Regions from separate parts of the Homo sapiens genome. Here region 2 is linked to region 1. Evidence: read pairs that join two places in POLR2A ChIA-PET (ENCODE). Cell type or tissue: PC-3. All regions are shown on one strand. Links, peaks and the distances in the headings refer to the core of each region. The heading gives the core; the rest is flanking DNA.

Region 1 (4,393 bases), core at 162-4,161:
TAGACCCTGGATTACATAACCTGGCATGGAGAATTCCTTCCAGTTCTCTTCCAGAGTTCCCCCAAGCCAGACTACTCTTGAATCAGTACTGCCTGGTATGCATAGATATCTGTAATAAACAACTGGAATAGAACAGTAGCCTAAATGGTGTTGGATGGCTGGAGTGCTGAGTTAAGTCATCAAGGGAGAAGCAGGGGCTCAGCCAGCTGGCACTGAAGCCATGTGGGCCTTTTGCCCAGGTAAGAACCTAAGGCCCACATGCTGAGCTGGGTGGAGGGAACACAGCCTTCACCACTGCCTTGCCTGTTTTCCTCTTACGATCTCCTCTGCTGCATACAACTCTTTGGGGCATCACCTTTGTTTCCTGATTTGCTGATTTCAAGGCTTCTCTAGACAGTCATTCTGTTCTTAATTCAAGTACTTAAGTGTGCAGGAAAGGGAAATACACAAGTAGATTGGCCCCGGTCTCCAAAGCCCCAAATCAGAGACACTGAGTCCATTTGCTGTAGGGGATTAAAGCACACTTTATCACCCTACAAGCAAGTGACCTAAACAAGTGAAGTGGACCAGGAAAAAGCATCGAAGGCCATTAGAGAGATCTACCCTCCATCAAGGGACAGTAAATATTCAACTCATTGGGTTTTTCCATGAGACACAGTGAACTCTGCATTGCCACATATTCAGATATTTCAGATAGGCCACAAATGTTGATTTTCTTAAGATGATGTTTCCCAGTTTTTAAAAATCATTCTGTGTGTCAAGTATAAAAACATCTGTGGGCTCCTGGGTTGCTGCCCCCCATCAACTACTTCCCTAATGGATGGCTCAGATATGGTGTCTTAGGCCATTCTGGCTGCCACAATGAAGTACCATAGACAGGGTGGCTTGTAAAATAACAGAAATTTATTTCCATTCATTCTGGAGGCTGGAAGTCTGAGATCAGGGAGCCGGGGGGTGGGGTCTGGTGAGGGCCCTCTTCTGGGGTGCAGGCTGCTGACTTCTCCTTGTGTGCTCCCGTGGCAAGCTCCCTTAGGACTCTTATAAAGACACTGATCCAATTCATATGGGCCCTACTCTCATGACCTCATCTAAGTCGAATTATGTCCCGTAGTCCCAACTTCCTTAATGCCATCACATTTGGGGGTAGAGTTTCAGCGTGTGAATTTGATGGGGATACAACATTCAGTCCATGACAGATAGTATTTCAAATTCAGTCAGCAGAGGGATAGAGAATGAGAATGGGCTGAGAGATGTTTGGATGCTAGAGTCTGTACCTTACCTCTTGGTTTAGGACAGGCAATGCCGATATTGGTATTGTGAGAGAGAGCTTTGATCACAAAGAAGCTGAATTTCAGCCACACAACTCACCTCTCCCTTTGGGAAAGTAATTTATGCAATCTGAGCCTCTTCTTCTCTATTGGTGATATGGGCTCATGCCATCTTCTCAGAGATTTGTCATTGAATCAATAAACTCAGTGTTGTTGAGTTACTCCATTCAGTCACTTAGTCATTCAAATATTTACTAAGAATCTAACATGTCACATGCTTGAAATCAGTAATGAGCAGAATAAACACAGCCCTGGGTCTCAAAGAGTACACCATGGAGAGGGGAAGACAGACAATGTAGAAAGCAGTAAGCATGCAGGGTGAAAGAGCGGTGTTGGGGGTGTAGAGTGCCACTGAAGCGACTTGCGATCAGACCCTGGACCCTTGCTCGTCTTGTCTTCTTCCCTTGTCTCATGGCTTATGGTGTTCTCGCCACACTGGACTCCGAGCTACCTCCTGAGCACACCATCCTCTTCATGCCAATCTCTTTTTTGTCTTTGCTGTTTACTCTGCTGAAATAACCTTTCACCAGATATTTTCAGGGCTGCTCCTTTACGATGTCCTCTCAACAGTCCTAGTCTAAAACAGCAGCCCCAAGTCCTTCACTAGTCTTCCCTGTGACTCTGCTTTATATTTTATAGCACTCGCCACCACCTGACATTCTAGTGCATGTTTGTTTTGTTGTTGTTATTGTTCATTGTCCATCTGCTCCACTGGACTGTAAGCCCCATGAGAGCCTGTACTTTTGTCTACTTTGTTCACTGCCCCAACTCCAGTGCCAGATCAGAGCCTAGATCCTGGGTTTATTCATCAGACATTTGCTGAATGAATGAAGGAAGGAAACACACAGGGGAACCTAATTTAGGTTAAGGGAAAGCTTCCTAGCAAAGGAGATGTTTAAGCCAACAAATTGGCCAGATAAAGAAGTTATTTAGGCAAAGAAGGGAATACAAAATATTTTGGGCAGAAAACACAGCATGTGGGGAGTCCTGGAGATGAGTAAGAGCTTGTTCACAGCAGCAAAAGAAGTTGAGTGTGGTCGGTGACAAAGCGTGGAAAGGGTGGAGTAAGGGAGAGGGCTGTGAGTGGGGAGCCAGAGGGCTGGAGTAGAGAGCCCTGGAAGACCTGAGAAGGAGTTTGAACTTTATCCCACCAGCAGAGGGATGCAAAATGGTACAGCTATGTTGGAAAACATTTCTGCATTTTCTTATCAAGTTAAATCTGTCTTTACTGTACACCTAGAAATGCCACTCCTAGGTATTTACTTAAGTAAAATGTAAACTTAACATTCCACAAAACATTCTATGAGAATGCTTATAAAAGCTCTATTCTTAATCACCAAAAAGAACTGTTCTATATTTTTAATGCTGTGATTACCTGACTGTGTGTTTGTCAAAATTTACGTAATTATGCATTCAAAAGAGTTATTTTCACTGCATGGATATTCCTCTTTAAAGAAAAAACATGGGAAATGGATATTACTCTCTAATTTTTAAGAAAAACACATGGGAAGTTATTAGAAGGTTTTCCGTGGAGAAGTAGCTCTGTCAGGTTTGTGTTTCCAAAAGATCACCTTGTCTCAAGGACAACAAGAATGGAAACAGAAAAACCAATGAGAAGTCTATAGCAGCGGAGGAGGCGAGAGATAACGGTGGCTCCCACTCTGCTGGTAAAAGTGGAGATGTAAGGAGTAGAGGACTTGAGAAATATTTAGGAAGTAGAATTGGCAGGACTTGGCAATTAATTAGAAGTGGGAAATGAGAGAAAGAGGGAGGAGTCAAGAATGATGCTGAGGAATTTGGCTTGGGGGCGTCTGGGAAAGTAGTGGTTCCATGGAGCATGCAGGAGGAGGAGGAGGAAGAGGCTCTGGCAAGCACAAGGTGTGAGGATAAGGTGAGATAACAGCAGCTAGGGACACGTCAGAGGTGCGCTTAATGTTTTCATCTGCTGGATTGGGTTGTTCAGTCTTATGTAGCTAAGTAGTGAAGTAGCACATTGCCTGAGTGCTCACTTCTAAGGGCCTCTTTGCAGCCATAAAATCCACCTGTCTTATTAGTCATCCTTGTAATTTCACCTTCTATACACTCTCACCAGAACACTCTCATCTTCCAAATTCAGTGCTGCTTGTGTAGGTGATCAAGCCATGGTGCCAGCTCAATTCGTGCAGGTCCAGCCACATCATTAAGCTAGTTATTAAGTCAGATGGTGGACCATTCCTCAGGTCCATCCCTATTTTCAAGGCATTTTTTTTCTGTATCCGTACAAATGCCACAGTAAAGAGACCTGTCTGTCTACCCTTCCAGAGCCTTTAGCACCTGCACTTGGTGTGGCTTGGGGAGTTTTGACTCCAGAGAGGAACGACGAGCCTCCACACTCCCCTCTGCTTTGTCAGCTCCTTTTATTCTCTGGCCCAGATAAAGCTGGATTGTGCATCTGCAGCCAAACCACCTTCTACTATTTTCATGTGGCCCCAATTCCTTGTGGTCTAGCCTGGCAAGGAGGAACCCAGACTGAATGAGTGTGGTTCCTGGAGACTGTAGATTTCTTTCAGAACATTTACAATTCCCAGCCAATGTCATATTATTGATTCTGAAAATATTTTTGTGAAGTTAATTGGAAACTCTTGCTTATATTTGAGAAAACAGGGCTGGGCGCGGTGGCTCACGCCTGTAATCCCAGCACTTTGGGAGGCCGAGGTGGGCGGATCATTAGGTCAGGAGTTCGAGACCATGCTGGCTAACACGGTGAAACCCCATCTCTACTAAAAATACAAAAATTAGCTGAGCGTGGTGGCAGGCATCTGTGGTCCCAGCTACTTGAGAGGCTGAGGCAGGAGAATGGCATGAACCCGGGAGGCAGACCTTGCAGTGAGCCGAGAACACGCCACTGCACACTCCAGCCTGGGCGAAAGAGCCAGACTCAAAAAAAAAAAAAAAAGAAAAAAGGGAAACTGAAAACCCAGAGACATTCTGGATAAATCAGCCTAGATTCTAACTGAAGATAATGGCAGAGTGTTCGTTTCTTATCCTTGCCTTAGAGGCATGTGGCAACTTTACTGGCTTTGTAA
Region 2 (4,393 bases), core at 119-4,118, 150 kb after region 1:
GAGGAAATGTACAGAATTAGAGTGGTCATATTTCATGCAGACAATGTTTTTTATTTATGATACTATCCCATTATTCTTCATAAGTCATAATTTATCTCGAAGCTTTAATTTAGAATTATTGTATCTTTCTAAAAGAGGAAAGAATCATTTTTTTCTAAGACAAATAAATAGCTAGCATAGAGTGCTTAATTATGAGGATGGCTTTTAATCTAATTTACCCTCTTTTCCTGATTTTGATAAATATTAAAACTTTTTTATTATTAAAAATAAGCTTCAATTCAAGCCATAGAAAGACTCCAGTTAAGAACATCAAATAATCTGAAATAATCTGTATCTGCCCAGATGACCCATGCTGACCACACAGTTAAATGACTTCCCTCCTACTGGAAGATGAGATGTTTTTTAGCACTAAAAAGATCCTGGAAGAATAACTTCATTCAGTTCTTCAGGGGTATCTGTTCTCTTCCCCGCTGCGTGGGTGACCGGTCCAAGGGGTTATTAGCTCTGGCTGCGTGTCAGTATGATCTAGAGAGTGTTTTGTTTTGTTTGAGACACATTTTGACTCTGTTGCCCAGGCTAGAGTGCAGTGGCACAATCTTGGCTCACTGCAACCTCCACCTTCCGGGTTCAAGCAATTCTTGTGCCTCAGCCTTCCAAGTAGCTGGGACTAGAAGAGCATGCCACCATGCCCGGCTAATTTTTGTATTATTAGGAGAGACAGGGTTTCACCATGGTGGCCAGGTTGGTCTCAAACTCCTGGCCTCTAGTGATCCGCCCCACTCAGCCTCCCAAAGGGCAGGGATGACAGGGGTGAGCCACTGTGCCCAGCCCAGAGAGTTTTTAAAAGGTATCACCCAGGCCTCATCACAGGCCAATTCCATTTGAATTCTGAATATCTGTATTTTCAGTATTTTTAAAATGTTAGATGTTATGAATCTAATGTGCAGCCAGTGTTGAGAACCTCTGGCGTAAATGGGTTCTTCTGTTCAGACAGAGCCTGTCTGTCCCAGCCTCTGCCCAGATGAGGGAGGACCCACGCCATAAATGAAAAGGCAGGTTCTACAAAATCCCACTTGTTTTCTCTCCAATCCTAAACTGAGAAGTAGGGAAGAGAACAGAGGGTTCTAGCTGTGTGCCTGGAGGACAGATTGTGTTTTGTTTTCTTCTATCTTTGTTTTTTTGCCAAAGGTACAGAAAGAGAATAAAGGCCTCCACTAACTCCTAGAGCAAGGTTTTCCACCTCAGCACTGTTGACATCTGGGGCTGGGTAAGCCTTTGTTATGGAGGTCCTCCTGTGTATTGTAAATTCTTAAGCAGCTTTCTTGCCTTTGACACACTGGATGCCAGTGGCATTCACCTCCCCAAGTTGTGACAACGAAAAAATGTGTACAGACGTTGCCAAATGTTCCCTGGGACTGAGGGGAGTGGGTAGAAAATGGCCCCTGGGTGAGAACCGTTGTCCTAGAGCTAACAGCAGAAGCTCTGATGAAGAATTTAGTGGTGACTGTTAGGCTGTGGCTTTTGTGAGTATTGGCAACAGGCGGCAAGGATGGTGGTGCTGGTGAAGACATTGGTGGAGATGGCAGTTTGGGCCCAGGCAGCAAGAGAAACTCTGAAGGTCATGATTGTGACTGTGGCTCAGCAAGCGGGCAGTGGGAGAGACTTTAAGTCTCTGGGTTAAGCAGCAATGCCAGGCAGCCAGGAGGAGAAGAGCATTTGCAAAGACTTGGAGGAGAGGGAAGATGTTGACTGAACTCTGCTTAGGGCTGCTGGACATGAACTGACAAGGCAGCATTTAAAAGGGCTGAGAGGGGACTTGAAGGCCGCTTTAAAAGGACTCAAATGTCCTATTTGGCCCGGACTGTTGAAGATAGCTAATGAGAAGAAACTGCCCTTCATAGGATGGAACTCCCTAGATATTAAATCAGTGGAAGGAAAAAAGAGCAGGCTTTGCTTTGAAATCATCTCAAGATTTATTCAACACTGTAATTAATGTCTCATTAGTCAAAGGTATTAAAATAGGACCTTAAAAGTCATAATACCTTTCCTTCCACTCTCACAAATCCAGGATTATTTACTTATTTCACTCTCCCTCCTTAGATAAAAGAGGAAAGGGAGGTTAAAGAGATAAGAGGGAGCAATTTTGAAAGCCTGTGAGATTAGTCCTGACTCCACAGTTTAAGTCACATAATTCTACCACTTAGGTTTGGAAGGAACGCTTGTTACATCTGTGCTTTTCCATGATATTCTCATACAGAAAGACAACTGATTCTGTCTACACTGACAAGGGGACTCATGGCTTTGGTAAAACAATTGATAAGACATATTTTTTTGCATATGTACAGTAGGTTCTTTGAAACAAACAAAACTCAATACGGAAATACTTTCCAGGGTTGGCTCACATAATTCACCACTTTTCCTTTTATCAAGAATTATAAACTTTAAAGCAGAAAGTGAGTAGACATTATCTGGTTCATCAAACATCAACCTTAATAAAAAGTATGGACTATGAGAATATTCCATTAACTAATTTCCACCTTAAAAATACATGTGGCTAAATACAAGGAATATTAAAAGGGGTTTAAGCTTCAAAGTAAGATAAATTCCATAGTTCTCTATTTCCCATTCCGACATGTATAACTACCATTTTACCTCTGCTCTTTCAATAGTTTCGAAAATGTACTGTTAATTCATCATCAAGCATTTCAAAGGAAATAAACCGATTGCCTCTTGGAAAAAATGTTGAATGTGTTTAGAGAACCCTACACCAAGGTTTATCTGGTTGCATTCCAGGTCTCATATCAGGTTGCAAACAGGCTGCTCTTAGACCAGCTCAGTTTGTGTACTTTTTTTTTTAAGGTCATGGAAGCTGAAGATTGGAAAAGCAAATAGAAGAAAATAAATTCTTCAGCTTGGAGATAAGCAGGAAACCCAAAGAACATGTTCTTAAGTATAAGACCTCAGTAATAATATTGAATAGAAATTCAACTAAATGGAGCTGACAGAAGCCCAGACAGGCAACCAGGAGATTCTTGTGGTGAGTTGCTGACTCTCTGTCTCTCTCTCTGTCTCTACCTCCTTTTCCCCATCTGTTCATTAGGGATATGAGCAATGATGCTTATATCACTATGAAAGTATGATCTCACGTGTATATATTTTTAAAATGTTTGTAAGTGCCTAGATCATTTCTGAAAGAAGCGCCCTCTCAAGAGAAAGAATTAATGGACAATCCTATATTTTAAATAAATGCAGAATCCCAGATTTCACGCATAGTTGAAAAATATTATGCATGTCCTAACCACCTCTAAATTAAATCCAAGTTTCTGACACCTGTTAACTATACTCCTACATATAACCCTATGCACCTGACCTTACTTGTCTTCAGACAATCCTGATTTTACCTCTGGCCTTCACTGAAATTGAGAGAAAGTTCCAGATCCTCTCTGGCCATTGTTTCCCTTGCTGTCAAATGGAGGGGGGAAGTGGGCAATCTCTGGGGCCTCCAGCTGTAACCTTCTCTGGTCAAGATGAGTCAGCTGTAATGCTCTGACCGCTGTTCCACTCCTCTTGTGCAAGACGTTCTATTCTGCTAGAAGGAGGAATGCATGGTAATTTTCAATAGGGTTCGAGAAAGGAAAGCTTGTGAATGACAGAGAGAGAGAGAGAGAGAGAGAGTGCATATGAGAGAGAGTGAGAGAGAGAGCAAAACAGAAGGCTGGGAGTGAAGATGGGAGTTTGAGAGCTATGTTGAATATTGAAGGCTTTGTTTTGAAAAAGCCCAGATAGACAAAAAAGATTTTATAATTCTAGCCACAGACCCCTGCTCTGATCTGAGGAGGTATCTGATGCACATAGAATATGATAAGGACCTTTCTTAGATGAAAATGCGAGGCACAATGAGCCCACAGGCTCTGGTTATACATACAGGCTGTGACCCTGAGCTGTAAGTGCCATCAGTAGACTTTCAACCAAAACATCCCAACAAATATAAGACGATTCTAAGAATGAGTGCTTGGATTTAAAATAGCTTAGATAAATGTTAAATAATCCAAAGAAGATACCAAACAGTGTATAATCTCATTTCTAAATACTATTTTTAAAAAATATGTTTACAAATGAACAGATGATTTTTGATGTTCCCTAAGACTTTAGGAACTAGTGGGGATGGAAAAGGTGAAGAAGGAAAGAGACTTGCTATTAATTTTTTTTTGTTTAAAAACAAATGTTGCATATCAGTTTAACTTTTATAATAAATACTAATTAATTCTGAACACACAGGTTGGATATGATATGAATTGTGTGATGTAAGTGGTTTATGAACCACTTGCCAACAAGTAAGTCATGGGGATGTACTGGGTTGCCTCTAAACCAAACTTTCCCCATGGGGGAAAAA

What was found. Peaks named below come from ENCODE experiments on the same cell type or tissue, not always from the same donor. Only the 100,000 strongest peaks of a DNase experiment are listed, where the experiment ranks them.
Region 2: POLR2A ChIA-PET joins it to region 1 with 5 read pairs; 2 of 35 experiments call an interaction of 5 or more read pairs at or near these places.

What each region holds. Positions count from the first base shown.
Region 1 is chr5:38,753,379-38,757,771 of GRCh38, reverse strand. All of the region lies in intron 2 of OSMR-DT (OSMR divergent transcript), which reads left to right. Among named protein-coding and RNA genes, the nearest start is that of LINC01265, 35 kb to the right of the region's middle. In PC-3, for the core only: a CTCF peak has its summit at 2,502 (motif pointing right); DNase peaks (open chromatin) are centred at 1,471 and 2,371; H3K27ac peaks cover 2,525 bases.
Region 2 is chr5:38,606,796-38,611,188 of GRCh38, reverse strand. The region is part of intron 2 of LIFR-AS1 (LIFR antisense RNA 1); the gene reads right to left. It also overlaps a transcript of LIFR not described here. Among named protein-coding and RNA genes, the nearest start is that of MIR3650, 51 kb to the right of the region's middle. In PC-3, for the core only: no CTCF peak of the experiment used is centred there; no DNase peak of the experiment used is centred there.